Linked DNA regions of Homo sapiens: region 1 is linked to region 2. Evidence: read pairs that join two places in POLR2A ChIA-PET (ENCODE). Cell type or tissue: MCF 10A. All regions are shown on one strand. Each heading gives the region's core, and the rest is flanking DNA. Links, peaks and the distances in the headings are about the cores only.

Evidence for each region. ChIA-PET counts read pairs that join two places held together with the same protein. Peaks named below come from ENCODE experiments on the same cell type or tissue, not always from the same donor. Only the 100,000 strongest peaks of a DNase experiment are listed, where the experiment ranks them.
Region 1: POLR2A ChIA-PET joins it to region 2 with 5 read pairs; 2 of 35 experiments call an interaction of 5 or more read pairs at or near these places.

Annotation. Positions count from the first base shown.
Region 1 is chr20:14,610,826-14,613,653 of GRCh38, forward strand. All of the region lies in intron 4 of MACROD2 (mono-ADP ribosylhydrolase 2), which reads left to right. The region is part of intron 1 of MACROD2-IT1 (MACROD2 intronic transcript 1); the gene reads left to right. Among named protein-coding and RNA genes, the nearest start is that of MACROD2-IT1, 58 kb to the left of the region's middle. In MCF 10A, for the core only: no CTCF peak of the experiment used is centred there; a DNase peak (open chromatin) is centred at 1,756.
Region 2 is chr20:14,559,469-14,562,296 of GRCh38, forward strand. All of the region lies in intron 4 of MACROD2 (mono-ADP ribosylhydrolase 2), which reads left to right. All of the region lies in intron 1 of MACROD2-IT1 (MACROD2 intronic transcript 1), which reads left to right. Among named protein-coding and RNA genes, the nearest start is that of MACROD2-IT1, 6.5 kb to the left of the region's middle. In MCF 10A, for the core only: no CTCF peak of the experiment used is centred there; no DNase peak of the experiment used is centred there.

The DNA.
Region 1 (2,828 bases), core at 233-2,732, 52 kb after region 2:
TATTTTTATTATTGTTATTGTTATTCTTTGTCATTATTAAGGTATACTCGATAATGATGTTAGCTTGGTTTATAATTCAAGCATTAGGTAATAAAGACAAGGTACAGTTAATTCTGCATTGGAGACTCATATTAACAAACGTTTTTGGTAAGTCTATTTTAGTCATTTCATAGAGGGCTTTGCTGGAATTGTATTGCTTCAAATACTTGTTTTCAGTACTTTTACATTCTTGGAATACTTGCATTTAGATTTTTGTTAAGAGGCAGTATATGGTATGGTGGTTAAGAATGTGGTCTATACCTATGGTGTCAAACTACCTGCATTCAAATATCACCCAAGCCACTTATTATCTGCAAGAGCTTGGACAAGTCATATAGCCATTTTATACCTGTGTTTCCTTATCTGTGAAATGACAATAATAATAGCATTCAGTTTTGATGATCAAATGTGCTAGTTTCCCAGATGTGAAACATTAGAAGAATACCTGGTGTATAGTAAAAAATAAATGTCAGCAATGATTATTTCTTACACAAGCCTGGTGAAAATTCAAGTTTACTGGTTATTAAATTGCATTGGTTCTGTTTGGGGTCTTCCTCATTATGTTCAGAGATCAGCAATGCCCTGAGGTTTTTTTTTTTTTTTTTTTTGGCGGGGGGTCATATTTGCCTGATTATATCTCATCGTCAAGTAGAAACACTAAAATACATAATTCAAAACAAAGATTTGATCTTCAAAAGGGAAAGACAAAGCACCATCTCAAATTTGCTGTACCGAAGGGCCTGGCTCAGTGCCTGACACATGGTAGGTGCTCTGCAGACCTGGGTCCACCCATGGATTATCTCTGCCCAGGATTCTGACCCATAAAAGGAAGGGCATTCTTTCCACATTCTTGGTAAATCTGTGTAGGATTCTTATCTTAAATGTAGTCTTTAACCTTAGGAGACTCAGAAACTTTGAAACTATAGTATTATGACTGAAATATTAAGCTTTTTAAAAACACATACTTTAGTTCATTTAGCTGTCTAATATTTTCTCTGTTCTTAAATTTGCAACCTTTTAAAATGTATGGTTTTAAATTACATAGTGGATTATTCAGGTACTCATCTAACATTTAAAATGTAAACAGTGCAAATTTTTCTTAAAGGCAAGAAGCAGGGGATTATCATATGTGAAAGGGAGTAGAAATATGATCTTTTTATTCTTGCTTGCCTAGATTTTGCAGTTTTAATCAAATTGGCATTTAAAAATACTGGGCTCTATCTGTTAAGAACTGTCTGTTGTTTATAGAGATTTTTAGGTGTAAATTATCTAGCCAGATGTTTAAGCACCAAAGGGAAACAAGTTAAATACAATTAACCCAGTCTTCATTTATCAAGTAGTTAATTCTCAGCGGTAGGCCACAAAATCAGTCTTTTGATCCCAATAATATATATAGGTATAACTATTTAGATAACATAAAATGAAAGTTACAAAGCCTTATTTTGAAACTCTTTAAGCTTGGCCAAATTAGGGAACATTTTATTCAATATAGGTGGCTTCCCAAATTTTGGTTACTGATTGCCTTTGTCATTGCCTTTAGGACAACTGTAGACTTTGTGGATATTGGAACAGATATAATAATTGTACTGTAATTTCCCACCAGGTAAATCACATAATTATTATGGGAGTATGAAAATATCTGAGAACAGGGACAGGGTGGGGGTGTGTGGGATACATACACATATGCATGCAGTATAAAAATAAGATTGCAAAATGTTGCATCATTTCAGTTGCTCAACTGCAGCTCAACTCAACTCTTGCATAGTCCCCTATAACATTGTGTTAGTGTGGAATTTAGGTACATTTTAATATGTTTCATATGCTATGAGGTCGGACCTCCCTAAAACAATAGTCTTAGGATCTATAAAGTTCTTAAAACTCATCTGATTATGGTGAGTTTTTAAACATTTTGCATAATTTTTTAAATTCTAAAAGTATTATGAAATGACAGAAGGTTTGGGTTTGGGAAACAAAGGGAGGAAAAAAATCAGCTACTACTTAACAAAAATCATTTGTACCTTGCTCTATATCTAAATCTATATCTACATCCCATTGTACTTTCAGGCTTGTACTTTATTTCTTCTATGCACCTACAGTGAAGTTTTAAATATTCTGGGCTCTGTGTATAAAGGTTCTGAGTTCTTCAGTATTCCTGAGAAGGAGCTTAAAAATACTGTGATTTTTATAAGTCGCATTAGAGACCTAGGAAATCATTCCAAAACATTAATTTTGAGCCAAATTTCTAATAGGGTATTAAAAACAGGGGTATAGTGGAAATTGTATTAAATAAGAATCAGGAGTTTATGTTCAAGTCGCACTTCTGACAACATGAGTTCTATCAGTTGAAGTATGTTTGCGATACATGAATGTATATGAGAAATACACATATACAGTCAAGAGAATAAGCAATGATTCATACGCATTCCCCAGAACCATGCTTTATGCTTAAACAAGATTTATGGACTTGTTTTCTTGGGCTTGCATTTCCCTGTGAGAGAGTATTTTACGGTGGGCTGGAAGGTGTTTCTGTTTCTCTTGGTTAACATATATGGGGAGCAACAGAAGGTAACAGGAATGATTGAGAGGGAGACAAAGAGACCTTGGGAAGGGTGGATGAGAGCAGTGGGGAGGAAGAAAGAAGGGTAAGGATCCAATTATTTACTTGACATCTATTTGCAACTCTATTAAGTATGGAGATAAAAAGAGAGATGGGTATTAAGGGGACAAAACACAGTGGAGATTTTAGCTACCCCCAGTGTTTTCCTCTGGCTCACTGACTTCCAGTTATC
Region 2 (2,828 bases), core at 79-2,578:
AACTTTATAGCTCATATATATTTTGGTTATATACTCGAATTCCTATTACTCGATGCTTCAAGCATTATCTTTTAACCTCTGTATACAAAATTAGAATGTCAGCACGTTTACACTTTTCTACTTGTTCTCCCTCTACTTTCTGTTTTTATAACTTACTGATACTAAAATGTTCAAAGCTTATAGTATTTTTATGTTCTGTAACTATAATTCTCACACTTTTTTCTTTAGTTATATACATAAATCATTTTAGGGCTGACCTCCAAATTTTTACAATAGACTCTCCATTCTATAAGTTGACTGGAATAATTTCTAACAACATGAATCATGCATGACTTGTACATACCCTTTGGGAAATACCAGGATTCTCAGAGGTTTTACTTGTGTCATTAAATGGAGACTGTAATGGCTGCTACCATTTCTCTTCTCTGTCTCTCCGGTGTGAAACAGGGCTCAGGGGTACACATAAGGCTGCAATCTGGTCCTTTTTCTTTTCTCTATCTATTCACATTTCTCTTTGTTTTGACCTCCTGAATGTGAAAATGTTTAATAGCATGTATATTTACATATTTAAGTATTCAAGCTCTACTGCTTAGTTCTTAATAGTATCTTACCTGTGCATTTTCACCAGCCAAAGATTTTGAGAGGACAAAAGAGGGGACAAGAACTTGCTATCCGTTTTAAAGAATTTTCTATAGAGACCTTTTAAAAGTAAGATGATTAGGATTTCATTAAAAAGAATTTTAAATATGTTAAAAGCATGAGTTTTTGCAGCTGCTAGGCAGAAAGACTTGCTTGCTAACCACACTTTGTTTCTTGGGAATGAATGACTGTACTTAATGTACACACACACACACACACACACACACACACAGGTGCACGCATGTGTGTATACATGCCCGGATATACAGGAACTAAAGATAGGATAAAAAACTGACCTCTAGAATATTCAGATACAGACATCATTCTGTGGCTGCCTCACCAAATCATATGTGGTTGGATATAAGAAAGTACAGCCTATTTCTGGGATTTACAGAGATAAGAAAAGGGAAAAATAGGAAATTTTAAAATGTCACAACTCATTTTATTAATGATTATTACTCAGCTTTATTATTTTAGATAGTAATGCATTTCATGTTTGAATATCACAAAGAAAACTTTTCTGAAGTGATTTTCTTGAGAATATTGTTATACATGTTTTCTGCATCCTCCCATAGGTCTATGAACATAAGAGTTTATCATATTTTACCTATCCTGTTACCACTACCTGTGGACAGTGTTAATTGATTTCTAGGAAATGCCGACACTTATTTTAGCACTAATTTCACAGAGTCATTTATTTCCAAGGTTTATATAACAGTAAATAAACTAATAAAATATATTGAATTTTAATTTGCCTTTTTACCTCTTAATTTCTCTCTTATGAATAGACTTTAGAATTTGACCTTATTAATATACTAGGAAACTCAGAAATTAGTTTCATGAAATAATGTTTGATTTATTTTCATTCATTTGATAGGACAGGAGCTTTAACAGATGGACTGTCAGATCCAAATAAAGTTTTATTGCTTTATTGTTATGTGCAATAATTAAGATATTGTTCAGATAGATTGACACCTAGACTCTGGGAGACTTATGGTGTGGTGGTGTCTAGATAGAGGTATATGGAGAATTCGTAATACTGCATGTGTACCAAAGAACACCTGTATTGTTATAATTTGTATGTAAATTGTATATGAACAATTGTTTATAATCTAAAGTAATATTATTTAGAAGCATTTTATTACATTTATTTTTAGATTTGTAACCTGATTAGAAGACTAACTTTTTCAAATTTTTCTTTTTAAATGTCTTGATTTTTGAGAAATTTTAGTTCACTCTTAAGTTCCCTTAAGATTATGGAGTAGAAACCACTGTAAGCTTAGGAAAATATTTTGAAATAATTTGTGAAATACCTTTTTGTATCCCAATAATTTCTATTGTCATGAGCTTTTGAATGTTAACAAAATGATTTTCATCTCTATGTTAGGTTTAGGTGCAGGGTATACAAATGTTATATTTTTATTTTCAGTACAGTACAGGATTCTACAGGGGTTTTCATTGTTCATTTGGGGGGTAAACTTTTTATTTCCTTTTCTAATAGCTAAGAGGTATAAATTTTGATGGTATTATTATCTCAGTTTACATATGTTTCACTTGTAAATATTGCATTCATGAAGAAGAAACACCACAACAATTTAAACACATAAAATACTTCATGTGAGTTACTTGAAAATGACAAATCGAAATCTGTCACGTAATAGGAAAACTATGCTTTGAAGCATAATCTCTAGTGCTGCCTCTTCTCTATTACAGCTTAAACTGTACTCTGCATGTCATACATAAAGAATGAACTTTGCAGTCAGTTAAAAAAGCTGAAACAATTGGTATGAGAAACATACCAAGAAAATATTCTAATCATAATTCCAAGTTGAGGTCAAAAAAATAAATAAACCAGAATATGAGCCATAATCTTTTTATTTTTTTTAACTTTAATAGTCCTTAGCAATAATCAACAATTTACTGATTCAACAGGAGACATGTTACTCTACTGCCATCTGGTTATTCTAAATAGAACCTATCCCTCTGGACGAGCAAAAGGCGTAATGATTGGATAGACGTTTTGGCAGAAAAAAGACTTTTTTAATGTCTTGGGATTTGGGAGGTAAAACCAATGGCCATAATTTTGAAACATCTGCTCTTTTCATGATCTCGTCTACATGGAAAGAGATTTGGAAACAGAACATCCTCAAGCATTATTTTTTTGCAGTGATAAAAAAATTTCATTTTGT